Linked DNA regions of Homo sapiens: all the other regions are linked to region 1. The links are chromatin loops, found by intact Hi-C in ENCODE. Cell type or tissue: PC-3. All regions are shown on one strand.

Region 1 (5,000 bases):
TTTTTGTTTTTTTTGATGGAGTCTCACTCTGTTGCCCAGGCTGGAGTGCAGAGGCATGATCTTGGCTCACCGCAACCTCCGCCTCCAGGGTTCAAGCAATTCTCCTGCCTCAGCCTCCGGAGTAGCTGGGATTACAGGCATGCATCACCACACCCGGCTAATTTTTGTATTTTTAGTAGAGATGGGGTTTTACCATGTTGGCCAGGCTGGTCTCCAACTCCTGACCTCAGGTGATTTGCCCGCCTTGGCCTCCCAAAGTGCTGGGATTACACCATGAGCCACTGCGCCTGGCCCAAATAAAACATATTTTAGAGACAGGGTCTTGCTCTGTCATCCAGGCTGGAGTGCAATGGTGTGATCACAGCTCACTGCAACCTCAAGCTCCTGGGAGTCCCATCTACCCAGAGGTTGGGACCAGTGGAAAGGTAAAGGCTTCATCCTAAAATATGCCCAAGGAGCAAGTGCTGGAAAACACAGATACAGGATCAGCCATTCCCACTTGTTTCTAGATTTTTCCAGGGTCAACACCTGCCTCCTTCCCCCTCTGTTGGTGCATTCATTCATTCATGTGTTAATTCAGTCGCAACACATTTGAATTGAGTGCCCACTATGTGCTGAGGATACAGCAGTGAGCTGGCCAGAAAGGTCTTTGCTCTCATGGAACTGACATTCTGGTGACCAAAGACAATATATATCAGTGACAAATGCCCAGGATAGTTTCAGGTGGTGATAAATGGTGACAAAAATGAATAGGATGTTGAGTTAGTGAGGGCCTTGGCGGTTTCTTCAGATACAGGGTCAGTGAGGGACTCTCTCTCTTTATTTATTTATTTTTTGAGACAGAGTTTCGCTCTTTTTGCCCAGGCTGGAGTGCAATGGCATGATCTCAGCTCACTGCAACCTCTGCCTCCTGGGTTCAAGCGATTCTCCTGCCTCAGCCTCCCGAGTAGCTGGGATTACAGGCATGTGCCACCACACCTGGCTGATTTTGTATTTTTGGTAGAGACAGGGTTTCTCCATTTTGGTCAAGCTGGTCTCGAACTCCCGACCTCAGGTGATCCACCCACCTCGGCCTCCCAAAGTGCTGAGATTACAGGCATGAGCCACTGCACCCTGCTGCAAGGGACTCTCTAAGGAGCTGGGACCTGAAGATAGAAGATGACAGTCTCAGGCAGACGGAACAGCAAGTGCAAAGGTGTTGAGGCGGGGATGAGCTGGACTATTTTGCCAAGTACTTAGAAAGGAATGGTTGAAGGATTGGAGGGAGTCTTTAGGAAGGAATGGTTGAAGGATTGGGCCGGAGATGGTAGAGACAAAGCCCAAGGGGCAGAAATTGGCGCCAACTGGACGGGAGCCCCCTGGATATATATACAGCATGCTCCAGCCAGCTGCAGCCTGGCCTGGGACACATACAACATGCTTCCCAGTGTCCCTGGTGACTTCCCAACTGAGTCTCCCTCTCCCTTCCTGTAAAATGGGTATGTTGAAAGTCTTTCCCTCACAAAGGCAATTGAGATGTTTGGGAAGCTCTTAGCTGTTACTGTTACTAACTCACAGTCCAGGGGGCCCCCCCGGGAAGGCTGTTTGTGTGCAGTGTTCTTTGGCCGCTTTTTAAAGGTACTGTTCCCATTAGTTGCTCATGGACTGTCACTCAGAGCCCAGTAGAAACAAAGTAGCAAACTAGGGTGCCGGTCTGCGATTGGGGGAAGGGGCGGGCTCAGCTGAGACCTCCCCAGAGTCCAGATTTCCAGCACTCATTTGGAATCACGGGCTGCTGCTGGAGGCTGGCAAGTCGGGTTCTTCATCTCTCCAGGCCTGTTTCCCTACTTGGGACCAGGCCCCTTGCTTCCCCCAGGGTAAGTGCTCACTCAGTGCTGGTGTTACTCCCCGCCGTCTGTGAGGGTGAGATTAATAACCCAATTCAGCCAGGAAACAGGAGCAGACGGGAAAGGGCCAATCCCTTTCGGGATAAACGCTGCCCTTCTCCTGGCCTCAGTCTTGCCATCTGTGACATGGTCGGGCCAGAGGCCATTGGCGCTTGAGTTGATAAGGCTTCCAGTGAGGGATTTCTAGGTGACGCTTGGGACATTACAAAGCTGACAGACCCCCTGCTTTCCCCGCTCCTAAGCCTGCAGGGAGCCCTCGAGGGCAGAAGCTGGGAGACCCCTGAAGACACCCCAAATGTCCCTCCTCCAGCTTCAAATAGAGCTGAATCTCATGGAAATGCAAATTCCCAGAGGGTTTTCAGGTGACAGAGGAGGGCTGCCAGGCGGCCTGGGGCTGGCAGAGGAGCTCCCCCGCCCCCGCTTCCCTCTCCAAGACCCTTGGTGGGGGAGGTGGGGGATCAGGCCTTCCTTCTGCGGCTCCAGCTTTTTGCCTGTGGATTCGGACCGACTGGCTGGGCAGAACTGGAGCTGGTCGGGCCAAAACAAGGAGGTGGGGGGGGGGCACTGACCTATGACCCCTCCTGTTTCAGTCTGCAAACTGCTCCCCTCCACACCCACTTCCCTTTTGCCAGACATTGTCAGCCCCAGAGGCTCCCGCCAGCCCCCCAAAAGCTCATAATTAAAAGCCCGAGGGGGCAGAGAAGGACCTGGCTGCAGGGGAGCCCGGCAAACCCAGCATCCTGGCGGAGGCGGGAGGCCCGCCGGCCTCTGGAAACCACGCGGCTGCCTCCCCACCGCAGCCATTCCCCGCTCTCCCTGGGGGTTCTCAGATGTTGCCAGATGGCAGAACTGAATCTGCTGAGACGTCACTCCAAAAAAGGAAAGTTGAACTGAAAAAAAAAAAAAAAATTCAAACTCTCCAACATCTTAGGAGAAAGCAGAAGAGGAGGGAGGGAGGGAGGCTCCAGGCCCAGGGCTCCCAGTGCCCTCTGCTGTTCAAAGAGATCTGCCCTGGTTGGAGAGGGCAAACCTGGAGGGGGTGGGAGGAGGGGGTAAATGAGGACACTGGGTTGTCAGGGCGGCCAGGGGGGCCAGGTTCCTGCTGGAGCGGAGAGTGTCTGCCTGTGCGTGGGGGAGCGAGCACATGTGTGCCGTCTGTGACTGCGTGCTTGTGCAGGCCGGGCGTGTGTGGCTCCCAGGGTCACGCTTTGGGATGTGTGTGTCTGTGTGTGTGTGTGGGGGGGGCGGGGGGGACACAGGCTCGTTGCATTGTCTCCGCATTTGTGTCCCTGAATGTCCCCAAGTGGGACTTCACTCAACACATTCGTGAGTCCCTACTGCGATAGGGCAGTGAACAAAATAGAAATCTCTGCCCTCAGGAAACTGGCATTCTAGCGTCTGTGTCCTCCGGGGTGCTGTGAACTCGCGTGGGTGTCCCAGTATTTGTCTGTGTGAGATCTGACATCTCCGGTCCGTGGTGGGTGGTGAGTCTGCAGTGTGTTCGCCCGGGCTGGGTCTCGGGTCTGGGGAGGCCCAGCGTGTTCCTGCCTGGAGAGGGCTCTGCGCTACTGTCTGCTCCCGTCCCCAAGTGCCCCACTGGGCGTGCTCCTAAAAGGCCCTGTGTAGGGCCCTCCCTGCGCGCCCCCTCCCCATCCAGCGGCCACTCCAGAGTTATAATTTAATAGCTGAAACGCGATTCCAGTGAGGTACTGGGGCTGGAGAGGAGGAGGAGGGCCCCCGGGCCCGCAGGAGAAGAGGGAGGGGAAGGCTGGGAGGCGCTTCCCCCCTCCTTCCTCCTCGGGGAGCTGCCAAAAAGAAACTCGGCGTCGCGCCCAAGTGTGTGCGTGCGTGTCTGTGTGTGTGGCGGCGTGCGCGCGCGAGTGGGGACGCGCAGGGCCTGGAGAGAAGGCGCGGGCCCTTTAAGGAGCCAGAGGGGGCCGGGCCGGGGCGCGTCGCTGCGGGCGGGGAGCCGGGAGCAGGGAGGCCGAGCCACCGCCTCCCGGGCTCGCGCCCCGCCCCCTCCTCCCCCTCCCGCCGCCGCCGCCGCCGCCGCCGCCGCCACCGCCGCCGCGGCCGCCGGGGAGCGCGGAGCCGCGGGCAGGCCGGGCCGCACCGGAGCCCCGCGTCCGCCGGCGCCCCGCCCGAGCCCTGCGCCCGCGCCCTGCGCTCCGCGATGCGCGCCAACTTGCGGGCCGGGGACCCAGGGCCGGCGCCCTAGGAGGCGGCGGCGGGAGGATCGCGTCCCGACCCGAGGCCGGGCCTGCTGCGCGCCCCCAGCCCGATCGGCACCGCCACTTGCCTGAGCGCCCCGGCGGCCCGAGCGCGCCCCAAGCCCGGGCGCCACCGCTGCCACCTCCGCGAGGTGAGTTGGGGCCGAGGGTCCCCGCGAAGGGCGGGGGGAGGCGCGGAGCGCGCTTCCGGGGGATCCGGGGAGGATCGGGCGGCGCACGCGGCGGAGTTGGCGGGGCCCCTGCACTCCCGAGTTGGCGCTCTCGGGGGGTGGCCTGCTGGGGAGCAAGGCGCCCCGCCGACACTGCGGCCCGCGTGCTCGGGGGCGCCGGGGAACTTAGGGGAACTCCAGCTCCCTAGCGAGGGGGCGGGAAGGAGGGAAGTGGCGTTGGGGTGGGCGGGGGGCGCGCTGGAAATGCACAGAGCGGCCCCCCACAGTGTGCGCCGGCTCTGGGGACTTGGCCGCCAGGCGTCCCTTGTACCCGGTGTAGCCCCGGACCTGGCGGGGCGACACTGCGCCTTATTTTCCATCGGGCAGCGCGGGTTTGAAAGCCCTTGGAGATGGTACCCCTAGCTCCCTGGCCTGGCTGTTGTGGAGGGGCGCATGAGGGTCTCTCACCAGCCGAGGGGGAGAGCCAGCCTTGTCCCTCCTAGGCGTGGGGCCACGGGGCGCTGGGCGGGGTCCCTCGGGAGAGTCGCCCCTGGTCCCCCTCCCCCGCGGGCCGGTGTTCCTGGTGTCTGGGCCTGCCTCCCGTGGCTGGTGACGCCTCATTGGGCCGCCTCCTAGTCCCTCCCCCGGGCTGTGCGGATACTTGGGATGCCACTACTTTGCGAAGTTGGAATTCAGAGCTGATCCCACTTGGGCACGACTGGGAAGACCCAGAC
Region 2 (5,000 bases), 110 kb before region 1:
GTGGGATATGGCATAGTAGTCCTGCGACCACTCTGCTCAAAGCCACAGTGGATTGACCTCCCTCCAACATGTGCTGGCTGCTGGCCCTGTCCCTCTCCGAGTCTCAGTTTCCCTGTCTGTGGAATGGGGATGATAAAAGTAAAAGCCTCAGAGGGTTGCTGTGGGCCCCACAAAGTTTGGGAAGTACGGGCGCCCAGCCTCGTTGACTGTGCTTATCATCTGTGCAATGGGGACAGCCTCAGGGGGCAAGGATCTCTCTCCAAAAGACATTTTGGAATTTCTCACAGCCAGTGCATGTGGATTACATGAGTACATTTTTAATAAGGAAAAAAAAAAGAAAGTTAAGGATGCTATTTCTGAAGGGAAAATATGCAGGAAGTTTTTAAGACCCTGACTCCTCACACACCCCCTCAGGGGCCGGCTTGCAGTTTAGAAGTGAGCACACGTGGGTAGCTCAGCTCTGCGGAGGAGGCTGTGGTCAGAGGCAGCTGCCTGGCGGAGGCTGGAAGGGCCCCTGGACATTTATCAAGGCCAGGATGGGGAGACATGCTGCTCCCGACCCCAGAGGCCCCACTCATGTTACCTGGCGGCTTTGAGACAGAAGTTCCTCAGCAAAGCAGGCTCCTTCCTGCCTGGCATTATGAGCAGAGATTAAGCACTCTGTTGACACACAAAGAAACAGCCCCATCTGTAAAATTCCGCAGCAGGGCGAGGCTTGTCAGGCCTTTAATACAGGGGCCTGGAGGCTCCTGAGTGTTTACTAAGAGCTCAGCCTGATGGGGATGGAGGAGAGGACTCTCTCAGTTCAGTAGCATGTTTTTACTGCGCACCTACTGTGTGCCCGGCACCATTCTAGACACTCAGGACGTGGCAGGTAGATAAATAAATGAACATGAGGATTGGAGGCAGTTGTGAGTTCTACGCAGTTGTTAAAATTGTTTGATTTGATAGAAAGTGAGGAGGTGAGGGGGTGGGGCTTACCTCTGAAGAGGTAACATCATCTGTACAGAAATCGAAATCGAGTTAGAGAACCAGCCATGGGCTTGTGTGTGGGGAGGAGCCTTCCAGCAGAGGGCACAGCAGGTGCAAATGCCCTGGGGCCGTAGTGGGCTTGGCATGGAGCTGGAAACTAGAGGTTTAGGAGGAAAACGGTGGGAACAAGGTTGGTAAGGAGGGTGGGCTAGATCACGCTGGGCCTTGTCAGTCGCTGTAGGGAATCTGGATTTCCGGCATTTACTTCCTCGTACACCGAGCACGTGAGTTTTAAGCACCAGTTATGTGCAAAGCAAGGAAGTTTGCTCAGGGTGCACTTGCTGGGCATTTATTAATTTCACTGAGAAGACGGTGCTTCTGTTCATGCGGCCAGTGCAGGAGCTGGGCCCACCTGTCACTTGGCCACAGCTGGGGAGCACAGGCCCGGAGCAGGGTTTGGAGATGAGAAGTGGGCTGAGCCCCAGTGCTGGGCTCAGGGTACCGAATGTTAGAAGGCAAGCCCTCTCAGGGTGCCAGTGCAGAGGGGCACCTGGGATGCCTGACATGCCTCACCCAGTGCCAGACCTGCTGAGGGCACTCACGGTTCAACCCGGGAGGCCCAGGAGCAGCTCAGGCCTGGTGGGAGATGAGGGGTAGAGATGACCTCCCTGAGCCAGCCTGAGGCCAGCTATGTTCATGAAGCTTCCAGCGTGCTGTTTCCCAGGAGGGCAGCTCTGGGAGCCTGAGAAGGCAGGGAAGCTGGAGCTGCCCCTCCCCCAGCCCTGTCCTTCCCAAAAGCACAAGCACGTATGTCGCAGTTCACCCATGTGTGGTGTGTGTTGGGACTACTCACAGGTCACAGGTGGGGTTGTGTTTCCCGAAAACACATGTCCGGGTCCTAACCCCTGGCAGCTGTGGATGTGACTTTATTTGGAAATAGGATCTTTGCAGATGTGATCAAGCTGAGATGAGGTCATCAGGGTGGACTCGCGTCCAAGATGACTGAAGCCCTCACAGGAAAAGGGGAGATACGCACAAACAACGTGGAGGCAGAGGAAAGGCTGGAGTGACCGATCTGCAAAGCCAGGAAGGCCAAGGGTCGCAAGAGCCACCAGGAGCTGGAAGAGGCAGGGAAGAATCCTGCCCCAGGGGCTTTGGAGGGAGCAGGGCCCTGCTGGCACCTGGATTGCAGGCTTCTGGCCTCCAGACCTGTGGTTTTAAGCCACCCGCTTCGTGGTACCTTGTTACAACAGCCTGAGAAGCAAACGCGCTGCATTTAGTGGGTGACGTTCCCTGGGGGTCTGGTTAGGATGCAGGTTCTGATTTCATAGGTCTGGGGTGGGACCCAAGACCTGGCTCCCATGCCCGGCGGATGCTGCTGGCCTGGGGGCTACGCTTTGAGTAGCAAAGCTTTGAAGGACGACTGGCAGCGGCCAGGCCAGCCCCCACCCCCACTTCTATGGGGCTCACAGACTGTCATAGTGTTCATTCATCCCTCAGGGGAAATGACTCAATCCGGGTCAGGGGTAGATCCCGGTTAGTCTAGCCAGGGGTCAGCAAACTCTTTCTCTGTAAAGGGTTGAGTCACTCTTCTAGGCTTCTTGGGCGTCTCTGCGGTAACTCCTCAGTTCTGCTTTTGTCACACAAAAGCAACCACAGACGATATTAAAAAAAAGGGTGTGCAGCTTGGGAGGCTGAGGCAGGAGGATCGCTTGAGCCCAGGAGTTCAAGACCAGCCTTGGTAACATAGCAAGATCCTCATCTCTACAAAAAAATTAAAAATTAGCTGGGCATGGTTGTTTGTGCCTGTAATCCCAGCCACTCAGGACGCTGAGGCAGGAGAATCGCTTGAACATACGAGGCAGAGGTTGCAGTGAGCCAAGATCACGCCACTGCCCTCCAGCCTGGCAAAAGAGCGAGACTCAATCTCAAAAAAAAAAAAAAAAAAAAAAAGGATGTGGCTGGGCACCAATCAATCTTTATTTACAAAAACAAACAGGCTTGGGGCCCGTGAACCACCGTTTGCTGACCCTGGGCTAAGCGTCATGGCCACCCCATCCCCCTTCCTAGATATTCACGTGGCCTAACCCTAGCCACTGTGGCGTGGAGGGGACTGTGCTGGGGGATTTACAGGGAATGCTTACCTGCTCTTACCTATTTATTTATTTTTTTCTAAGATAGGGTCTCCCCAGTAGCTGGGACTACAGGTATGTGGCACCATTCCTGGCTAATTTTTGTATCGCTTTTGGTAGAGAGGGGTTTCGCCATGTTGCCCAGATTGATCTTGAACTTCTGGGTTCAAGCGATCCATCCTTCTTGGCCTCCCAAAGTGCTGGGATTACAGGTCTGAGCCACCATGCCCAGCCTACCTGCTTTTAAAAAAGAGAGAACCAGGCAGGGTGCGGGGGCTCACGCCTGTAATCCCAGCACTTTGGGAGGTTGAGCTGAGCGCATTGCCTGAGGTCAGAAGTTCGAGTCCAGTCTGGGCAACATGGTGAAACCCCCCCCTCTACTAAAAATATAAAAATTAGCTGGGCGTGGTGGTGCACACCTGTAATCCCAGCTACTCAGGAGGCTGAGGCAGGAGAAGGCAGGGAGGCTGAGGAGGTGGAGGTTGCCGTGAGCCGAGATTGAGCCACTGCCCTCCAGCCTGGGCGACAGAGCAAGACTCTGTCTCAAAAACAAAACAAAACAAAACAAAACAGACAAACAAACAAAAAACAAAAAGGGGGGAAGAGATGGCTGCCTTATCTTTGACTGCACTCTGTCTTGTTGGGATGTGATGACCAGATCTGCTGCAGCCATCTTGAGGCCATGAAGGGAGTCCCAACACTGAGGGGTGGCAGAAGAGAGAGGAGGAAGCGCCTGGTGCAGATGCCACCAATGAGCTGCTGAGTCACCCAGCCCTGCAGCTCCTTTGCTCCGGGACCTCCTCTCATGGGGAGAATCCATGTTCATCATGAAAGCAGTTGGAATTGGGATTTTTCTCTAACTTGCTACCCCAGGCATCCTGAATGCTACAACCTGCTCCGGGTGCCCCAGGCCCTGGAGCCGCTCATGGCCTCCTGTGCAAGTCAGCACCCTCTCCTCCGGGCCCTGCACGCAGCCACCACGCCGCAAGGGCAGTGAAAAGCTGACCTGGAGCCTAGACATTTGGATCCCTGCCCCAAGCCCTGTCGCTTTGGCCAAACCACTGGCCTTCCACATGTAAAACAAGGGCAACTCCACTGGTCAGATGGGTTTGTTGTGGAGTTGAAGTTTGTAGGCAATAAACCCTAAAATAGCAACCTGCAACCCGGGCAGTGTGAGGAGTACTGTCAGGATTCCACCCCCACACGCTCCGGGCCTCTCAATGACGCTTCTGTGTCCCTTCTCTCCAGTTTGCTCCTAACTGCCTGCACTTTCACCTCGCTTCTGGGCACTGCTCCCGGGCTCTGGCGGTGCTTTGGCCCCATGTCCAGGGAGCCTGACCCGCCTGGTGGCTGTGATTCCCTGGGACAGCCCCTGGGTGACCACTGTGAGTCTGAGCTCTTGCCTTGGGGCAGGACGAACTGGGTGCTCCTCAGACCCAGATCCGGCTGAGGCTGGGATATTGGCTCGAGTGACACCTGGGCTTGGCTTCCTTCCCTGCCCTGTCCTGTCTCCCCTGTGCAGCCTCCCCTGAAGCGCGGGTCTACAAACCTCATCCCAGGACCCGTTTCTAGGAGACAGTGAGGCTAAGACCCAGTGCCTGCCCGATGCATTAACAGATGGAATCCTCCTGAGGACCCTAGGAAGCAGGTACTCTTATCCCATTTTGCCCAAGGGGACACCCAAGCCCAGAGAGGCTGGGTAACTTGTCCAGGGTCACACAGCTTGTCTTGCTTCTGAGGTCATGTCTTTGCCATTGCACTGTACTCTGCAATGGAGCTCTTGGGTCAGAAACCCCAGCTTGGAACCCCATCTTTGCTCTTGCCTAGTCCTGTGACCCTGGGCAAGCAATGCTGCCTCTGTGGGCCTCAGTCTTTTCACCTATTATGAGTTAAGCC
Region 3 (5,000 bases), 180 kb before region 1:
AGTAACAAACAACTCCAAAATCTCATGGTTTTCTAACAACCAACGTTTGTCTCTCACCCGTGCTATGTGTCTGCTGTGTGTTGGCAATGGGCTCTGTGCCATGTCTTCTCACTCTGGGATGCAGAGGGGGCCTCTGCCATGTGGAGCATCATCGGGCTTGAGGCAGGCTGTGCACTGCTTCTTAGAGCTTCTTCTTAGATGCAACTTACATCACTTCTGCTGACATCTCATTGGCCCAGGCAAGCCACACGGCCATGCCTGACTTCTGGTGGGGGACGGGCATAGAGATGAGAAATCCTGCCTGTGACTGTTAGCAGGAAAGCTGGAGAATTATTATTTATTAGAGAGAGCAGTTCTGCTGAGCCATCGTAGAGTCAGGGTTTTTTTTTTTTTTTCCTTGTCCCTCCTGGGGCTGCTAATCATCTGAGCCGAATCCATTCTGTTTTTCGCTGCCAGATTAATCATTTTCCTTGTGCCTCTGCCACATCACTCCATCTGCTGTGAACTTGAGTGCCTGCTGCAGGGCATTGAAGCTGGTCAGCCTGGCACTCAAAGAACCCCTGGGCTGGCACCTCTCAAGATAGTCAAAGCTGAGTCAGAGAGGGCAGAGACTAGGTATTTCTCACTCCCCACTTCGTCTCCAGCTTCCAGAACTGGCATACAGTAGGTGCTCAGTAATTATTTGGTGCCTGGCATACAGTAGGTGCTCAGTAATTATTTGGTGCCTGGCATACAGTAGGTGCTCGGTAATTATTTGTGGCAACTATGAAATGACTTGCCCAAGCCCACATGCCAGGTTGTAAGCCAGACAGGGCTCACGGCAAAGTGCTCACTATTGACAAGGCTCAGTGCAGCCGCCCCGCGGCCACGGTGTTTTCTGGCAGTCGGCGCTCGCTGTGCCCCAGGCCTCAGGAGCCGGCTGTCTTGTATGCATCAGTCCCTGGGGGTCCTTCAAACCACCCCCCAAGGAAGGCACTGTGGTAAGCAGGTTCTTTACTGAGATAGTCATCTGTGTTTATTCACCCTGTGATTTCCCTCCCTCAATTCCAAGGCAACATCCAGCCCTTTCCTCGATATTTGTTTTTCTGGGCAGAGATGAGAAGCCTCTGGAAGATAGTCCATCTATACTGGCCTTTTGTGAAAACTCGATGTATTAGTCAGGGTATAGATTCAGCTGCTGTAACAAAGAAACTCCAGGCTGGGCACGGTGGCTCATGTCTGTAATCTCAGTGCTTTGGGAGGTTGAGGTAGGAGGATCACTAGAGGCCAGGAGTTTGAAACCAGCCTGGGCAACATAGTGAGACCCTGTCTCTACAAAAAATACAAAAAAAATTTAGCTGGACGTGGGCATGGTGGCACACACCAGCAGTCCCAGCTACTTGGGAGGCTGAGGCAGGAGGTCAAGGTGGCAGTGAGCTATGATAGAGCCATTGAACTCCAGCCTGGGCGACAGAGCAAGACCTTGTCTCAAAAACAAACAAAACAAAACAAAAAGAGAGAGAGAAAGAAGAGAAACTCCAATGCAACATTGGCTAAAGCAAGAGAGAAGCTTGTTTCTCTCTACTGTAAGAGGGCTGACGGAGGCGGGCCGTCAGGACGGCCAGGAGCTTTGCCTTACAGTAATTGGGGCCCAGCCCCTTCCATCCTGTCGTCCATCCCGCCTGGATATGGTCCTCATGGCGTGGTTGAAGCAGTGTTAAAACCAGACCCACATTCCAGCTCTCAGAAAGGGGGAGAGGGAGAAGCCCGTGAAGCAGGTGTGGACACTTCCATTCACATTCCAGCAGAAGCAAGGGAAGGGGGAGCGAGGTCTCCGGGTCTCAGGCTTTGTGGCCGTGTGCCCAGCCAGTTTTACTCCCACAGAACAGGAGAACTACACGTTGGTCACACCTGAGCTTGCGAGGAAAGCTGTTGCTGGTTCTGGAGGGAAATGGAGAGAGGGAGCGAGATTTTCGTGTGCTGGGAGCAGGTAGTGAGGCAGGCCTGGTGACCTGGTTCTGCCGCAATGCTCTGGAGGTGAGGGGTCTAGAATTTGTGTCCTGCACCAGGAAGAGGGCGCCCTAAGCCAAGAGTTCCAGGACAGACAAGGCCCGCCCCCTTCACCCCAGAAAGGACCACTTCACAGTCCCCATTCCCCATCCCAGGTCTCTCCAGGGTGCCCAGGGGAACCAGTGACTGGAGGGACCTCATGGACATTTGGTCTTTGATCCGACCCAGCATGGAGGAGCCCCAATCCTGAGACTGAATCTTCCTTCATCCTGGGAGGATGGGGTTTGGAATCAGCCCCCAGTCAATTGGAAAGAAATAAAAATCAGTTATATCTTGCAGATCGGGGTTTGCGGCCTGACATGTATGCATGTTGCCTTGATATCCCTCTTATATTAAGTGAGGAGACTGGAGCTCAGAGAGGTCAGGTCACTGCCCTGTGGTCACAGAGCAAGTTCACAGTAAAACTGGCATCGGGAACCAGGTTGGCGGTTTGTAGACCCGCATACACTGTGGCTATGCTATTCCTCTCTGCTGGGAACCAGGTTGGCGGTTTGCAGACCCGCATACGCTGTGGCTGTGCTATTCCTCTCTGCTGGGAACCAGGTTGGTGGTTTGCAGACCCCGCATGCACTGTGGCTGTGCTTTTCCTCTCTGCTGGGAACCAGGTTGGCGGCTTGCAGACCTGCATGCGCTGTAGCTGTGCTTTTCCTCTCTGTGTGGGTGTGCAGGCACTTTTTGAAGTTTGGACACAGGGCAGGCAGGAGGCATTGGGGTGGTGGACGGTTCTGTGTACCTGAGGGCATAGGTGGCTGGGATTTGTTATGTAGGCTTGCCAGGGGTTCCAGAAATTTCAGCAGGCCACATTCTGGGAAACCTGTTGGAGGCTCTTGGTTACTTTCTAAACAAGTGTTTACCACTGGGCTGGGCTGGAAGCGGCTGGTGAATTATTCAAAGGCCATTGCCGGGGGGGATGTCCGTGGCTTCTGCCAAGCCCCCTCCCCGCCCCGCTGCCTGCAGTGTGCCTGTTTGGGGAACCGTCTCTCAGGCTCCAAGGGGAGTGACGGGAGTGAGCTGTAGGATGAGTGGCCAAGAGCTTAAGGCTGTTCTGCCACTTTTGGGCCAGGCCAGTTAATCCCCCTCTCTGAGTCTCAGTTTCCTCATCTCTAAAATGGACCCAAGAATACTAGTGCAGGGACAATTACATGAGAAAATAGGTCGCTATCTAGCCCAGTGCCGGGTGCAAGTAGCAAGTACTCAACATAATGCCAACATTTTCCAGTAAAGTGGAGCTTTCCTGTTCTTGAAGACTCAGTAATTTTTCTCTTTGGTGTGCGCCAAGGCAGAATTCTTGAACGTGCGTCCCAGGCGACATGACTAAGAATGTGTGCAGCAGCAGCATCTTCAAGCCTCAAAAGGAAACCCAGGCAGGCGCGGTGGCTCACGCCTGTGATCCCAGCATTTCAGGAGGCTTAGGTGGGAGGATCACTTGAGCTTAGGAGTACAACATCACCCTGGGCAACATGTCGAGACCCCATCTATACAAAAATTACACAAGTTAGCTGGGCATGGTGGTGTGTGCCTGTGGTCTCAGCTACACAGGAGCCTGAGGCAACAGGATCACCTGAGCCCAGGAGGCAGAGGCTGCAGTGAGCTGAGATCATACCACTGCTCTCCAGCCTGGGTGATGGGAGTGAAATCCTGTCCAAAAAAAAAAAAAAAAAAAAAAAGGGCCGGGAGCAGTGGTGCACACCTGCAATCCCAGCACTTAGAAGAGGCTGAGGTGGGTGGATCACCTGAGGTCAGGAGTTTGAGACCAGCCTGACTAACATGGTGAAACCCCCATCTCTACTAAAAAAAAAAAAAAAAAAAAAAAATTTAGTTGAGCGTGGTGGTGCATGCCTGTAATCCCAGCTACTTGGGGGCTGAGGCGGGAGAATCGCTTGAATCTGGGAGGCCGAGGTTGCAGTGAGCTGAGATCACACCATTGCACCCCAACCTGGGCAACAAGAGTGAAACACCATCTCAAAAAAAAAAAGCACAAACGAAACCCTGTTCCATGCGCAGTCACCCCCTGTTCCTTTCTCCCCCGGCCCCTGGCAAACACCAACCTACTGTACAGCTCTACGGGTCCGCCTGGTCTGGGCTTTCCATAGAAATGGGACCGGACACTGTGTGGCCTTCGGTGTCTGGCGTCTTTCACTCTGCATCATGTTTCGAGGTTTGTCCACTTTGTAGCGTGTCAGTGCTGAATCTGTTTTGTGGCTGGTCATATTCCATTGCATGGACAGACCATGTGTGGTTTATGGAGTCGTCAGCGGGTGGACTTTCGGGCTGTTTTCACTTCTTGGCTCCTGTGAATAACGCTGCTATGCACATTTGTGTACAAGTTCTTGCGCGGACGTGCGTCTTCGCGTCTCTTGGGACTACGGACATTGGAGGCCAGTGCACCCCTCGTGATGGGGCCCGTCCTGTGGGTTGTGGGACGTTTCGCAGCATACCTGGAGCCACAGCACCCTCTCCACCAGTTGTGACAGCCAAAAATGTCTCCAGACACTACCAAAGTGCCCGGAGTCAATCTCACTTCAGGTAAAATCAAGACTCATCTGTGGAGAGTTAAAAAACAAAACCTAAAACCTAGTCACAGAAGACCACATACACCATGACCCTTGTGTTAGGAGGTTTAAAAACAACTATGACTCGATAATCAATTCTTTTTTTTTTTGTTTGAAAGTCTCACTCTGTCACCCAGGCTGGAGTGCAGTGGCGTCATCTCGGCTCACTGCAATCTCTGCCTCCCGGGTTCAAGCAATTCTCCTGCCTCAACCTCCTGAGTAGCTGGGATTACAGGCGTGCATCACCACACCCAGCTAATTTTTGTATTTTTAGTAGAGACGGGATTTCACCATGTTGGTCAGGCTGGTCTCAAACTCCTGACCTCAAGTGATCCTCCCGCCTTGGCCTCCCACAGAGTTGGGATTACAGGTGTGAGCCACCTCGCCCGGCCTGATAAT
Region 4 (5,000 bases), 200 kb after region 1:
AGGCACAGTCAGGAGGCAGCTGCAAGTGCCCTGGGGCTGGTGATGGAGATGCGAGCGTGGTGGCCGTGGGGTTGGGGAAAAGCCACAGGTTCAACATGTTTTTGGTGGCTCATCTCCCATCAGCCAAGGGTCCAGGGCTCAGGATCACAGGTGATCACCTTGGATCACAGGTGCAGAGGTTCCCCTTGCAAATTCCTCTCCAGCTGGGGTGGCCTGGAGGACCCCAGTGTCGTCCTGTTTGGGTGTTGATGTCTCTGAGGTGTGTTCTTTCCTTTCTGGCCTCTGTCTTTGCTCCTGGCCTGGGTGACCCCACATCCCTGAGAATGCCACCTTTTACCCATTTTCAGCACAGATGCTTTGGGCCTCAAGGCCTCCAGCCCAGAACCAAAGATGGCTACCCAAGTTAGGGCCAATCTCGGTTGGCAGAGGGCAGACCCGCGGAGACTGCGTCCTGCTCACATCTGGATGGCTGGAGGAATTGTTTTCTGGTGGGGCAGGCAGGCCATTTTATTTCAACTACAGTGTGGTCTGTTTTCTCCCCTCCCAAGTCCCTTGGAATGGTCCTGGGCAGAGCAAGCGAGGGAGGAAAATCAGACCCGCAGGGTCATGCGGGGCCCTTGTCTCTGCCCTGGGGTTCACCCTGGGCCATGTTAAAGGGGGAAGTCCTAGGACATTCCCTAGGAACTGAGGTTCACCCGGATCTCTATAGGTTCCACAAAACAAAATCTCAGGGTCCCCAGGAACCACTGCCAACAGGAACCGCGCCCATGCGTGTGAGAAGTGGACGGCCTGACCCTGACCCTGTGATGAGCAAAGGCCTGGCCTGCGGGTTTCTGAGGGCACCAAATCCCTGAGCTTCTTGCCCGACAGTCCCAGCTTGGAAAACAGTGTTCATGGTGTGGCTGGGTCTGCCCTGGAGGCAGGCAGCCAGGGCCATTGTGCCTGGATAGCGGGGTCAGGGCAGACGGCTCCCCGCCCCGCTCCTGCTGGCTGTGGGGACAGAGTCATAGAAACACATGTTTCTGCCTTCGCCGGGGGACCGCTGAGGTCATGGGGCAGCCCCATTGATAAGCTGCCTCCCAGAGTCTGTATTTTGGGTCCATGTGGCTGGCCCCGGACTGGGGAGCCGGGGGATCAGCTTGCATCCTGTCCGTCCCCAGAACACTCAGGCTAGGCCTGAGGCCCCGCAGGGCACTTGCAGCCTCCCGTCCTCTCCCCTGCAGCCCCGCCCAGGGCCGTGTCCTCCCTCCCCGAGCTGGGCCTGGCGTACGTCCACCCCTTGCCCAGTGTCCAGCACACAGCCCCCGGGTGCAGGAGTCCTCGGCTGGGAGTCAGGACACCTGGTTTGTCCCGCCCTGTGCGACTAGGCCCAGGCCCCCGCCCTTGGGGCCTGCTTTGCCCTCTCAGTGAACGAGGCTGGACTCTGGCCAGCCTGCTGACCTCGTCCTGGCCGGCAGCCCGCCACCCCTCCCTCTGCCGGCCACGACTGCGCAGGGCCGGGCGGACGCTGGAGGACGCGGACGAGATGCGTCAGAGTAGGCCCTGGCAGCCAGGGCCTCCCGGGAAGGGCTGGTGGGACGGGCGGGCCCCCCAGGCGACCCCTGCTCCTGGCTGCCCGCCCAGTATCATCCCTCCTGCCTGGCAGCCCCAGTGGGGGAGCTCTGTGTTCCTGGATGGACGCAAGATGACTCTCATCTGGCCCCCCGCCCCGGTGACTTTGGGAGAGAGAAAATCACATTCTCCTTCGGCCCGCTGGCACTTTCTTCGAGGTGGCTCTGCCTGGGTGTTTTCTTGGCAGACGACCAGAGATAGTGGCTTCAATTGCAAAACCCCGAGCCTGCCTGCCTTCCCCTCTCTTACTCTTCAGAGAAGGTGCCTGGGTGCTTTTTTGGCAGGGCCTGGCCTTGGGAGTCCCCTCCCCCAAGCCTCAGTTTTCTCATCTGTAAGGTGGGCGTGGATGGCTTATTGCAAGAATAACTCAGTTAATGACGGGCCACAGTGGGCGCTCAGAGATTAGCTGCCCTCCTTTGGATCTGCTTTGGGACACCCCCTAGAGGTCACCCCAAGAGGGGGCTGGAGTGCAGCTCCTTCAGCTGTCCCTCTGGCATTTTGGAAGATCATAACAGCAATTTCACCTTTGTTACTTTATTCTGCAAGTGACTGATGGCACCAGCATGCGCCAGGCGCCGGGGGCGCTGGAAACTGCACAGACAAGGCCCTGACTCCAGGCACTTACATTCTAGTGAGGGCATGGAGAAGGAAACCATTGTTTACGGGATGAGTGGGTGATGGGCAGATGGGGCATGGGGAGCAGGGGAGAGTGGGCTGGTCAGGCAGGGAGGGCCTCTGGGGAGGTGACATTGGAGGGCAATGAGAGCCTTAGTGTGAGGGAAAGCCAGACCCCCTGGGAACCACCAGTGCAAAGGCCCTGTGGCCGCATGAGCGTATGTCCAGTGGACAGCAGAGAGGCCTATAGCAGGGTGTAGAGTGGAGTGAGCAGCCCAGGGCAGAGAGGGCGGAGAGGTCAGAGAGGTGGGCAGGCCCCACGGGTGGAAGTGACGGGTCAGGGTTTTATCTTGGGGCCTTGGAGAGGCAAGGGATGCCTGTTCACAAACCAGCCCTCCCTCTCCCTCCTAGCCCTAGGATGGTGGCAAGGATTGTCCCAGCTTGATGACCATGGGGAAACTGAGGCAAGGGCTGGGTGGAGAGGGGATGTACTGTTGCAGGCCCAGCATGTTCCGATGAATGTCCCCAGGCCCTTATTCCCCCTCTCGTGCCCTGCCCCCCAACCGGCCTTCATGAGTGGGAAGGAAAATGACAGTGAGGAGAAGGTGGCCCGACCCACTCGGCCCCACGTGCTGGTCACCAGCATCCCCACGCCCACCCACGGACAGCCCTTGAAGCTTTCGTCTCCACTCTCCAGATTGAGAAACCGAGGCACAGTTGGCTAAGTCACATGGTCAGAGAGGGGATCCGAGCCTTTGCTCGCAACTGCAGGGCTGGGTAGGCAGGGTGGGGCCCCTCCCAGACACATACTCTGTGCCAGGCCCTGAGAGTCCCCGCCCCACCCAGGCCGCCAGAAAGGAAAATAGAAGTGGCTGCCTTCCAAGAAAACAAAGGAGAGAGGCCGGTCGCGGTGGCTCATGCCTGTAATCCCAGCACTTTGGGAAGCCAAGGTGGGTGGATCATTTGAGGTCAAGAGTTTGAGACCAGCCTGACCAACATAGTGAAAGCCTGTCTCCGCTAAAATACCAAAAAATTAGCCAGGTATGGTGGCGTGTGCCTGCAATCCCAGCTACTAGGGAGACTGAGGCAGGAGGATCACTTGAGCCCAGGAAGCAGAGCTTGCAGTGAGCCAAGATTGTGCCACTGCACTCCAGCCTGGGCAACAGAGCAAGACTCTGTCTCCAAAAAAATAAATAAATAAATAAAATAAAACAAAGAAGGGAGAGTGGAGGGTGGGGAGAGCCAGCCAGGAGGGCTTCTGGAGGTGGCGCTCCTCCAGCATGGCTACGGGACAAGGGGCGGTCAGATGGGCCCTGAGCTCTGAGCGTTTTCCACCTTCCTCCTCCACTATTGGTGGCCGCTCCCTCTGGGGGCTTAGGACTCTCGTTCCCCTCGAGAACTTGAACCCAGCCCTTGTGCTGGCTGCTGCCTTCTTTACCCATGAGAGAGCTCTGGCTGGGATCAGAAGACCTCTTGTAAACTATAAAGTGGTACCTCCATGACCACAGTCCCCACTTGCTCTGGGGGCTCAAGAAGGGTTTGGGCCTCTGTGTGTGCCCCCCAGAGGGTACCTGCTGAGAGCTTCTGGGCAGCAGCCCCTGCCCCCGCTCACCCCCTGCCAATCTGACTGCCCACACCCTACTAGGTGAGGGGCCACAGGGAAACCAAGGCACAGGGAGCACTCAGGCCCCACATAGAAAACGCGAGCTCTCGGGCAGACTGCATGGGACAGTGGCACCTCATGTTTTGTGTGTGTTATAAAGTCATATTTTTATCTCTATAGAATTATCTTTACACATATACAAACGTTTGCATTTCAACCTTAAAATTTATATTTTATTTTTCTATTTGTACACACATATAAAAATATTATTTTTACTGTTCATAGAGAAAATACAGCTGATACGTCGAACCCTTTATGGCTAGCATATAGTATGGTCCTCATTTCATTTTGTAACCGTTATTAAGATATCATTCATATACCATACATTTCACCATTGAAAGCGTATCATTTAGGCTAGGCACAGTGGCACACACCTGCAATCCTAGCTCTTTGAGTGGCTAAAGCAGGAGGATAGCTTGAGCCCAGGAGTTCAAGACCAGCTTGGGCAACATAGAGAAACCTTGGCTCTACCACAAAAAAGAAAAAAATGCAAAAATCAGTCAGGTACGGTGATGTGTGCCTTTAGCTTCAGCAATTCCGGAGGCTGAGGTGGGAGGATTGCGTGAGCCCAGGGGGTCAAGGCTGCAGTGAGATTACAGCACTGCACTCCAGCCTGAGTGACATAGCAAGACCCTGTCTCAAAAAAAACGTGTATCATTCAGTTCTTCTTAGTATATTCAGTGTTATACTAAGAAAGAAACCCTATGCCCATCACTAGTCACCCCTATCCTCCCTCCTCCCAGCCCTGGCACCCACTCATCTCCTTTCTGTCCCCGATGGATTGGCCCGTTCTGGACTTTTCACAGAAACGGAATCTACACTAGAGGCCTTCTGCGACTAGCTTGTTTCACGCGCATCGTGTCTTCAGGGTCCACCCACGTCATAGCCCGTGTCAGAGCCTCATGCCTTTTGATGGCCATGTGTTCCATCGTGCGGACAGGGCACGCTTTGTCTCCTCATTCGTCTCTTGGTGGATGTCGGGTTGTCTCTGCCTTCTGGCTGTTGTGCGCTGGGCGGTGCTGCAGTGGTGGGCACGTGCAGGTTTCTGCATAGACATTTGCTCTCATTTGCCTGGTGTGTGCCTAGGAGTGGCAGTGCTGGGTTTAGGGCA
Region 5 (5,000 bases), 180 kb after region 1:
CTGGGGATGGGAAAATGGTCACAGCCATGACAGCAAGGATGAGACGGAACCAAGTCTTTGAAGGGCTTTGCAAACTCTGTGTGTCAGTTAGCCGTGCCACGGGCTGATGTGTTGATGTTTCTGCTGCTGTTGTTTTATTTGCATTAGAGCCTTGTGTGTAGCAGGCAGGCAGCCAGCACGTGGGTGGGTGGGTGGGTGGATGAATGAATGAATGAATGAATGAATGAATGAATGAAAATACCAACACAGACGGCTGCCCCTCAGCTCCCCAACCTCTGAACAATTTTAGCTGGAGCTTGGCTTGCAGCTTGATTTTATTCAAGGAAAATGGTTAAAACCTTCATTATGGGAAATCCTTCATTAAAGTCCTTACAAGTGGAGCTCCAGCTCAGAGAGGCTGCCATGTCCCGAGCTACGTGATTCAGCCTTGGGGCCTGCTGCCCTGGAGGGGCACCCTCTTGCCGCACAGACCCCTAGGTCAGGAGCACTCCCTGTCTCTCCCACAGCCCTGGGAAAGTGGGCAGGCCCTACCTGCATGGACTGGCTGGGCCACACAAGGTCACGCCGCTGGAGACACAGGCATAAATATAGAGCTGCCTGGCCTGTGCCTGTGTGTGCCGCAGCTCGCCGGGCAGACAGGCCGAGACCGGGGGCTTGGCTTCCCAGGCACTGCCTCCGGTGCAGCAGGGGCTGTGTTTCTGCCGAGCCTGGTGTTTGTGGCCTTGAAACTAGAACCTGGGGGGCGGCATGCTCTGGTTCTGGCCTGAGACCTAGTGATGGAGGGAGCTTTTTCTGCCGATTCCTGGAGGGTCTCTTCCCACAGCAGGAGGTCTGTGAGGCTGAGAGAACCTCCTGGTTGTGCGGGTTGGGGTTTGGGAGCAAATTCCAGCTGCGCAACCAAGCCTGGTGGGCCCCGAGTCCTGAGTGGGCCTTTAGGTGCCCTTAGGGAGTTTGGGCCCTGGAGGTGCCCCAGTTAACCTGGGCCTGGAGGCTCCTGGCCCCAGCTCATCCCCACCCTGACTTCCACCCTCCCATCCCCTGCTCACCACGTCCCTTCCTTTCGCTGGGCCGGTGTGGCCGGAAAACAACCCGTCTCCCGAGGCCTCGCCTGCAGCTGTGAGCGAGTGTCAGGGCTGGGTCACGTAGGCCAGGCCCTCCGCCCAGCAGGAGAGGTGGGGCCTGGGCAGAGGCTGTGCGTTCTGGATATTCACAGCCCTCCGCCCCCAGACTCCCGCGCAGTGGCCTCGGTGGGACTTCACCTGTCGCTTTTGGCTCCTCCAGCCCAGGCCTTTCCCATGCATCCTGGCCTGGAGTCAAGTGACTGAGAAACCAGACCCCAGAGGCCAGGACTGCCACCCTCTAGTACCTTCCCCGCTAGGGGACACGTGGCCCATCACTGTCTCTTCTTCCAGAGGTCCTGGGCCTGAGCAGGGAGCCCCAGGCTGGGTTTCTGCTCCAGGCCCGTTTGCCGCCCAGGCCATGGATGCAGGCCCCCTCTGCGTGCCGGGCCTGGCCTCTTCTCACTGCCCTCCTCTCCTGAGACAGGTCTCCTGGAACACGGCCGCAACTGGTCGGCCATCGCCCGGATGGTGGGCTCCAAGACTGTGTCGCAGTGTAAGAACTTCTACTTCAACTACAAGAAGAGGCAGAACCTCGATGAGATCTTGCAGCAGCACAAGCTGAAGATGGTGAGCCCCCAGTCACGCTGCACCGCGCCTCTGGGAAGCTGGGAGAGGAGCCCAGACTGCCTCAGGAGATGTCTCTGCACCCCAGGAGGCATGGGCCAGGGAGGGGCTATTATGCCGCCTTGTTAGAACTCAGCTTCTGGGGGTTCAAGCCCGGGAGTACCCCGAGATGGCTGCAGGCGGCAATGCTGCTATGAGTGTCCCTGCCTTGGAGACGGGCCGGGCCAGGCTGCCCTCCACCCCCACCCTGCACCCCACTCCTCTCAGACAGACACCTCTGGGGGCCCTCAGCCCTGTCTCACGGTGTGGGGGAAGGAGCGCGGTGGACCAGACTGACTCAGCCAGGAATTCGGGCTGTCAGCGCGTTGGAATGAGGACCCGGAGGCAAATGGGTCCTGAGCGAGTGGCTCCCCTGCCCCATTTGACCTCACAGCTTTAGGGCTGCCGTGGTTGGGGAGGGACAGGTCTGGGGGGGCGGGGGCGGACGTCTCAGCCCCAGCATCCTGGAGGGCTTGAGGCAGGCCACGGGAGGCTGAGACCCTTCCCTCCTCCACAAGCACAGAAGGTGCAGGCTCGCCTCGCCAGCGTGTAAATGGCCTCTGAGGAGCAGCCGCTTCTTCCACAGCTGTTTCTGGGAATTGAGGAGCATTTTGGGGAGACCTCTGCTGCCTTCCCTCTCTCCTTCCCTTCCTCCTCCTTCCCTTCCTCCCTCCTTTCTCCCTCTTTGACACACTTGCCAAGCATTGTCCCCTTTTTGGAGCTGGGGAAACTGAGGCTTAGCCAGGCTCATGTGCGACTGAATTGCGATATGCACCCACAGTTATGAGATCAGCACCCACGCTCTTCATCGCTAGGCTGCGTGTTTCCTCATCGATACAGAAGCACTGAGGGAGGGGTTGCATAGCTCCCCTCCCCCAGGACTACTCCTCCCCCCGCCACTCCCAAACCATGACATCGGGCTGCCTTGTGCCTGGGTGTAAAGTGTGTGCAGTGGGTTCCGGGCAGGCCATGCTGAATTGCTCCCTCAGTGCAACCTGCTGAGGCCCAGAGAGGGTGAGCAGGCTGTGAGGTCACACAGCCTGCAGTGGGAGGACCAGGTATAGCCTCCCCCTGTTTGAACTCCGCCCAAGCACTGTGCAGAATTTAAGGACATCCTTCCACCCTCCCGAGTGGGTTCTTAGTGAGTCATGTGTGCGCGCGGCCGCTGGTGGCTCCGGGACCGAGGGGCCACGGTCCCACGGCCCTGTGGTCAGGGCTGAGATCCACCCTCTGGCCTCAGGGAGGCCCCTCCCCATCACTTCCAGTTAAGCAGTGCCCCGCGTGCCCTCCACATTGGCCCCTGGGATTTGTCCCCAGAGCTCAGGGCTTCAGGCAGCGCCTTTTCCTTCTGGATGCTTCGGGCCTTCTGGTTGGGTGTGGAGGAAGGCACCGCATCTGGCTGAATGTGCAGAACCCCGTCCCTAACACTTGCTGAAGTCCCTTGTGGCAAAGAGGGCCTGAGCCAGAGCAGCCTGGGGGCGCAGAAGGGGGCCTGGGCCGGGGGATGTTGTGGGCCATTGATTCTGTCAGCCAGGTCAGGAGTCTGAGGTGGTTCATCCAGGATGACTTGGGGGCAGGGCTTTGGCCCTGAGCATCTCCCCAGGAACAAAAAGGGCCTCCTGCTTTCTCCCCAGCTGTCCTTTCACTTTCTCTCTCCTCCCCCCGCCTCCCCTCTCTGGGGCTCCCTCCGCCTGTCCCCCTCACCCCACGACCATGGACGTCTCCCCCCGCTGCAGCCTGCTGCCACACAGCCTGGCTTTCCAGGCTTCCGCAGGGTGTGGCCCCACTGTACCCCTAGAGACTCCAAAACCTGAGAGTGGCTTGGAGGACCAGAGACCCCAGCACGGTGAACCATCCCATTAGGCCCAGGGCGAGACTGGGGTCAAGGCCCAGCTTGTGGATTTGGGCACCCCTGTGACCTTGGGCAGTGAATTCAGCCTTCTAAGCCTCAGTTTCCCCATCTGTAAGGTAGGAGAATAACAGTTGTTATCCAAGAGGTCCTATGAGGAGTGAACGAGTGATTACCTGTGAGGTCCTTAGTGCCTGCCAGAGGGGCAGCGCTCCGGGAGGGCGACGTGCCCTAGTTACTCTTACTGCTGTGGTTATTGTTATTTTATCTGGATGCCATCTACCCCCTTCTCAGGGCCACCTGAGGCCCCCTCTTTTTTTTTTTTTGAGTTGGAAGGTTTTATTAGACTAGGAGATTTGTGGGAGGTATGAGCACTGGGCCAAGGTGGCACGGGCCATGCTTAAGGCACCCTGTTGAGTGTGGTGACCACCAGTGAAGCCGCTGGCGTGGACGAACATGCAGCCAGAGATCCCACTGACGAGGGCGCCTCTTGAACGGTGCGTGCAGGCACAGCCACAGTGTGCTATGGGTTGGGAGCAGGGACTGGGCCCAGGAGAGCTGAGTTTGAACGTAGGCTCTGCCACCTACTAGCTGTGTGGCCTTGGGGAAGTGACCTGTGCTCTCTGTGCCTCAGTTTCCCCATCTGTGAAATGGGGACAATAATGGAACCCACTTCAAAGGGCTGTTATGGGAATACACTGGGTGGCTGCCTGCAGAGTGCTGGGAATGCGGCCTAGTATGCCCCAGACACTCTGCTAGTGAGAGCTGTGATGGTGCTGGTGGTGGCACACTCACGATTGATTGATTCATTCATTCATTCATCCATTCATTCAAAGAGGCATCCCAGAAGGATGGTGCAGAGCAGGGCTTTGGAGCTGGTGGCTTTGTACCCCAGCTCTGCCGCTTAGTGACTGGGTCCAAGGATACTGGGCTTCACCTCTCCGTGCTTCAGTTTCCACCTCTGTAAAATGGGGATAAGAATGGGACCCAGTCGTAGGGCTGTTGAAGAACAAGTGTGTTTCTTTTTGTAAAGGGTGGTGCCTGGTCCTTGGTCAGCCCTCAATAAGCATTCAGTATTATCCTCACTGTCCATTCAGCAGCCCCATATTCAGCGCCTGCTGTATCCCAGGGAAGCAATGGCAGCTGCCCTGAGGGCAGAGACATGGATGGGGTTTTCCTGCTGGGCTGTGGAGCTAACACTTCGTTAGTGGACCGTGGAGGGAGTGGGGGCTGCATTGAAGGATTCTGAGCTGAGACACAGCCCCCATCCAGGGCTGGACTCAAAGTGGGTCGTCCTAGTGTCGATGAAAGTGATTCTGATCCGAATGACACAGTCAAAGCTGATAAAGAAGGTGGCCCTTCTGTCCCCTGACGCTGAAGACTCTGGAGGCGTGGACAGGAGGGGACCCCGAGATCCAGGTTGGGAC
Region 6 (5,000 bases), 160 kb before region 1:
TATCTCTTCTCCCAACCTCTGTCCACTCCAGCCCGCTCGGCCTCTGCTCTGCTTCCTGAGTACACCAGGCATGCTTCTACCTCAGGGCCTTCACACTGGCTGTTCCCTCTGCCTGGGACCCTCTTCCACCAGACCCAAACGTGGCACAGATCTCCACTGCCTTCAAGTCTGCCAAACATCACCTCTTCCGAGAGGCCTATCCAAATCTCTTCTCTAGCTAAAAGCACTCCCAACCTGCCTTTAGTTTCTGTGTTCTTTCTTGGCATTTACTATCAGGTGGATGTATGCATGCACACCTACCCCCAATATGGACGTGTCTCAAAATAATTTGCTAAATGAAAGAAGCCAGTCAAGGAAAGAGGACCTACTGTGAGATTCTGCTGACATGAAATGATGCCATTTACACATAGTTTCATTGTCTCCTCCATTTATTTCATTAATTAATTTATTTTTTGGAGATGGAGTTTTGCTCTGTTGCCCAGGCTGGAGTGCAGTGGCACAATCTCGGCTCACTGCAACCTCCACCTCCCAGGTTCAAGCGAGTCTCCTGCCTCAGCCTCCAGAGTAATTGGGATTACAGGCGCCCGCCACCACACCCGGCTAATTTTTGTATTTTTAGTAGAGACGGGGTTTCACCATGTTGGCCAGGCTGGTCTTGAATTCCTGGCCTCATGTGATCCGCCAGACTCTGCCTCCCAAAGTGCTGGGATTACAGGCATGAGCCACCGCGCCCGGCCTGTCTCCTCCATTTAAAACGGCATTGGCCAAAATAATAGCCACTGGTCACGTGTGGCTATCAGGCACTTGAAATGTGGCTATCAGGACGGAGGAACTGAATTTTATGTCTTCATATCTTTGTTTTAATTAGTTTAAATTAAAAATTAAAAACCGAAGCAGTTTTGCCAGTGTGGATGTGAATATTAAAGGAAGATGATTTTTTGATACTCAGTTCTTGGAGACTTTTAAGTCTCTATGGAACAACTTCAGTAGATTAATGTACCTTTTCAACTGTCAGTTTTATGGAATCAAAATGCAGATCAAATATTTCCGATGAGAATTTAGTGTCCACATTGAGATGGGCTCTAAGTGTGGAATACACAGTGGGTTTCAGAATGTTAGGATGAAACAAATGCATGTAAATAGCTCACAGATTAATTTTTTATGTGGTGTGCATGCTGAAATGATAATATTTTGGATCAATTAGATTAAATTAAAATTAATCTCTTTTTTCATTTTTTATTTTTATTTATTTATTATTTTCAAGACAGAGTCTTGCTCTGTTGCCCAGGCTGGAGGGTGGCAGCATGATCAAGGCTCACTGTAGCCTCAACCTCCCAGGCTCAAAGGATCCTCCTGTCTCAGCCTCCCAAGTAGCTGGGACTACAGGTGCAGGTGTCACCATGCCCTGATAACTTTTAAAATTTTTTTGTAGAAATGGGGTCTCATTGTGTTTCCCAGGCTGGTCTTGAACTCCTGGGCTCAAGTAACCCTCCCGCGTCGGCCTCCCAAAGTGTCGGGATTACAGGCGTGAGCCAAGGAGCCCAGTCACATTTTTTTCCCTTTTTTTTTTTTCTTTTTTAACGTGGCTACTAGGAAATGTTAAATTCTACCTGTGGGTGGCATTATGTTTCTACTAGACAGGCTGCCCTGGAGCATCAACTCAATGAGGACAGGGAGTGATCGGCTCAGCTTCCTTCTTTTTATTTATTTATTTGAGACAGTCTCATTCTGTCACCCAGGCTGGAGTACAGTGGCACGATCTAGGCTCACTGCAACCAACCTCCGCCTCCCAGGCTCAAGCGATTCTCCTGCCTCAGCCCCCTGAGTAGCTGGGGTTACAGGCGCCCGCCACCATGCCCGGCTAATTTTTGTATTTTTAGTAGAGACAGGGTTTCACCATGTTGGCCAGGCAGGTCTCGAACTCCTGACCTCATGATCTGCCCACCTCGGCCTCCCAAAGTTCTGGGATGACAGGTGTGAGCCACTGCGCCTGGCCTCAGCTCCCTTTTTTAGTGTCAGCATCTAGAACCCGGCCTACTGTGTGCCCTGGGAGTCTTGGTTCTTCCCAGTGGAAAGGACTGTCTTTAATTTGCTGACCGTGGGCATCTGGCCTTGTAACCAGGCCACTCCCAGCCTACGGGCAGAACGGAGCTGCTGGGAGGACACAGGCAGGGTGACTCAGTTCCCGTGCTGGAAAGAGGAACTTGGGTGTCTGCTCCGGACCTTGTCATCTCTGCCCCGGAGTGGCTCCTACCAGGTGGCGCTGGCCAAGCGCCTTTCTTTCCCCTGCCCGCCCCAGGGCCGGTTGCTGAACCTCCTCCCTGTTGGCTGCGGAAATGGTTTGCATCATTTTTGTGCCTGAGGCCTGGGGGCGTGTGAAGTTCAGATCCACTGGAAGGCAATCAGCCTTTGTCCTTGTTCATGAAACACGAATCAATACCGCATTGATCGAAAGTAGACTGGGCTTCCTCTCCAAATGCCTCCGAGCAGGAATTGCTATACCCGAGGTGGAGCAGGGAGAGAGAAAAGCTGGGACACTGGCTGGATGAGGATTTGTGCTTATTGGCTTTTTTTGTTTTTAACAGGCTAAAACTTGTGGTTTACTGCAATATATACATCACAGAAAATTTACCATTTTAGCCATTTTTAAATGTACAATTTGGCAGCACGAAGCACACTCACATTGTTGTGCAACCATCACCACCATCCATTTCCAGAACTTTTTCATCCTCTCAACTCACTGGCGTTTAAGACTTGGGGGAAGCCGGGGTGGGGTGGGGGTGGGTTCTGGTGGGGGAGGGGCTGACACTAGGGGATCATGGGAGAATCCGGGCGACCCAGCATGCACTGGGTTTCTTCCGGGGCATCTATCTGGGTGCAAGACTTCAGGAAAAGCAGGAACAGTCACATGTGGATAACTCCAGCTTGGCTTCATACAGGGGCCATTTTCAAAAGTGTGGGCAGGAATAGAGGAACCCTGGGCTGGAAATGGAGGTGATGCCACCACCCCTGGGCTGGAAGGGAGGAGGGAAGGGATAGTTCCAGAAAGCCAGGAGGAGAGGGAATGTAGCAGGAGCTGTATGGAGAGGAGAGGGGCCCTTGAGTGGCCTGAGGGAGCCCTTGACCTCACTCATGTCCTGCCGGGCTACCCCGTGCCAAGTCCAACCAGAGGCAGAGAGCAGTGGGCTGTGGAAGTGGTTAAGGTGGGTCAGCTTCAGGGGCAGAGGGCCAGTGGAGAAAGGAAGAGAGAGATCTCTCGGACAAACAGAAGATGCCAGCACACAGGGTCTGATTCGTTTCTTGGTATAGTGAGCACCTGAGTCTGTCTCCATAGCCTCTGCTCCTCCTCCTTCGGGCAAAATGTCCTGATTTCCATGGGGGATCCAACCTTCCGCTCTTGGTCCAGAGACGGTGCACCCAACTCCAGGCCAGTGATTTGGATCTGAGCCAACTGGCTTACTGCTGTCCCCATATGGTTTAAGATGGCCAATCAAGGTTGATCTTGGAGCATTTGCTGTATGTAGTACCCTGAAGGAACATCTCTTTCCTGCTGGACTCAGGCCTGGGGGATGTGGCATAAAGCTCCTGGTAGCCGTCTTGCCACCATGTGACGTCTATTAATAAAACCAACATGGAGGAGAGGGCAGGCCAGAGAGAGAAGGAGATACCCAAGCCTGATGACATTAGCCAAGCCCCTGGATCCAGCTATGCCTGAAGCTGATGCTATTCCTAGAATTTAAATTGCTTCAGCCAATAAACCTCCCTATTTGCTTAAACCCATTTAATTTGCACTGACTTGCAGGAAAGATTCCTCACATTATCAGTTTTTCCTTTTTTTTTCTTTCATTTTAAGCAAGCTATAGTCTAGTTCTGGCATTCTCAGGGATTTTTTAAAAGTTCAGCAAGAATGCTGAATAAGCAGCAGATGTGGATAGCAGCAAGCCGTCTTCTGCTTCTGATCTTTCGGGTCAGCATTATTTTACTATCGAGCCAAGCAATGGGTCTGGAGAGGGTGGAGGTCCACCAGGGCCTGTCCTGCTGAGCTGAATGCGGCAAAGTGAAGGTGAGTGCTGTTCACCTCCGTCCTGGCATCTGGTGCCCCAGAGGAGGTGGTCTGCTTCTCATTTTTCACAGGGGCCTGAACAACCTGCACCCTTCACTGAGTCTCAGTGTTTGCCTTTGCAAAATAGGCTAACAAGAGGAAGAAAAAAGAAAATGCCCAGCATCCGGGCCCTGGTAATCCCCGGAGAGGTGACGGAGTGCAGGGTTAAGAGAACAGCACGGGCTCTGGACTTGAGTTCCAGCTCCCAGCTAAGCCACTTCCTAGCTGTGCAGCCTTGGACACACTACTTCACCTTTCTGTGCCTCAGTTTCCTAGCCTAGAAAATGAGGATGATAACATTTCTTCACTCATCGGATTATCAGGACTTATCAGTGCCTTTAATATATCAATGAGCATTGTGAATTTCTTCACTTACCGGTTTGTCATGGGGACCAAACGACTACAGACAAACAAAGCCCTCAGAGCAGTGTCAGAAACGTGGTAAGCACTCGGTAAACAGCAGCTGCTGTTTTTACCCAAAGACTGGTAGACAAGGTTACTATTGGCAATGTTTATCGTCTCTCACACTCTCAGCAATTCTCTATAAAATCTCACTGAGGGCCGGGCGCGGTGGCTCACACTTGTAATCCTAGCACTTTGGGAGGCCGAGGCGGGCGGAGGTCGGGAGATCGACACCATCCTGGCTAATACGGTGAAACCCCTGTCTCTACTAAAGATACAAAAAATTAGCCGGTCGAGGTGGCGGGCGCCTGTAGTCTCAGCTGCTTGGGAGGCTGAGGCAGGAGAATGGCGTGAACCCGGGGGGTGGAGCTTGCAGTGAGCCGAGATCACGCCACTGCACTCCAGCCTGGGCGACAGAGCGAGACTCCGTCTCAAAAAAAAAAAAAAAAACTCACTGACGTCCCTCCCAATGTATCTAAGGACCGTTTGCCTCTTG

What was found. Peaks named below come from ENCODE experiments on the same cell type or tissue, not always from the same donor. Only the 100,000 strongest peaks of a DNase experiment are listed, where the experiment ranks them.
Region 2: it touches region 1 in a loop (5-fold over the local background); 46 of 110 quality-filtered maps call a loop at or near these places.
Region 3: it touches region 1 in a loop (4-fold over the local background); 32 of 110 quality-filtered maps call a loop at or near these places.
Region 4: it touches region 1 in a loop (5-fold over the local background); 16 of 110 quality-filtered maps call a loop at or near these places.
Region 5: a loop joins it to region 1, with 4 times the contacts of the local background. A loop is called at or near these places in 40 of 110 quality-filtered maps.
Region 6: a loop joins it to region 1, with 6 times the contacts of the local background. A loop is called at or near these places in 16 of 110 quality-filtered maps.

The regions. Positions count from the first base shown.
Region 1 is chr12:124,566,556-124,571,555 of GRCh38, reverse strand. It overlaps NCOR2 (nuclear receptor corepressor 2), which reads left to right and starts at 3,944. Exons shown (of 49, transcript NM_006312.6): 1 at 3,944-4,248. RefSeq lists enhancers at 1,631-2,491, 2,492-3,352, 3,519-3,568 and silencers at 3,689-3,938, 4,049-4,408, 4,429-4,538, 4,679-4,898. In PC-3, a CTCF peak has its summit at 2,878 (motif pointing left); DNase peaks (open chromatin) are centred at 3,745 and 4,885; H3K4me3 peaks cover 1,668 bases; H3K27ac peaks cover 1,152 bases.
Region 2 is chr12:124,679,053-124,684,052 of GRCh38, reverse strand. No RefSeq gene overlaps it. Among named protein-coding and RNA genes, the nearest start is that of NCOR2, 110 kb to the right of the region's middle. RefSeq lists enhancers at 2,372-2,441, 2,632-2,701. In PC-3, a CTCF peak has its summit at 2,517; DNase peaks (open chromatin) are centred at 692, 1,902 and 2,522; H3K4me3 peaks cover 679 bases; H3K27ac peaks cover 4,629 bases.
Region 3 is chr12:124,748,034-124,753,033 of GRCh38, reverse strand. No RefSeq gene overlaps it. Among named protein-coding and RNA genes, the nearest start is that of SCARB1, 110 kb to the left of the region's middle. RefSeq lists enhancers at 2,437-2,957, 2,958-3,478. In PC-3, a CTCF peak has its summit at 2,050; a DNase peak (open chromatin) is centred at 513; H3K27ac peaks cover 338 bases.
Region 4 is chr12:124,366,059-124,371,058 of GRCh38, reverse strand. All of the region lies in intron 22 of NCOR2 (nuclear receptor corepressor 2), which reads left to right. Among named protein-coding and RNA genes, the nearest start is that of MIR6880, 31 kb to the right of the region's middle. RefSeq lists an enhancer at 1,473-1,974. In PC-3, CTCF peaks have their summits at 1,885 and 2,084; a DNase peak (open chromatin) is centred at 1,408; H3K27ac peaks cover 2,080 bases.
Region 5 is chr12:124,382,433-124,387,432 of GRCh38, reverse strand. It overlaps NCOR2 (nuclear receptor corepressor 2), which reads left to right. Exons shown (of 49, transcript NM_006312.6): 19 at 1,546-1,688. Among named protein-coding and RNA genes, the nearest start is that of MIR6880, 48 kb to the right of the region's middle. RefSeq lists enhancers at 358-1,092, 1,093-1,829, 1,830-2,565, 2,566-3,302, 4,748-5,000. In PC-3, no CTCF peak of the experiment used is centred here; DNase peaks (open chromatin) are centred at 102, 1,192 and 2,042; H3K4me3 peaks cover 3,543 bases; H3K27ac peaks cover 4,952 bases.
Region 6 is chr12:124,724,738-124,729,737 of GRCh38, reverse strand. No RefSeq gene overlaps it. Among named protein-coding and RNA genes, the nearest start is that of SCARB1, 140 kb to the left of the region's middle. In PC-3, CTCF peaks have their summits at 1,628 and 2,289; DNase peaks (open chromatin) are centred at 1,647 and 2,237; H3K4me3 peaks cover 428 bases; H3K27ac peaks cover 1,271 bases.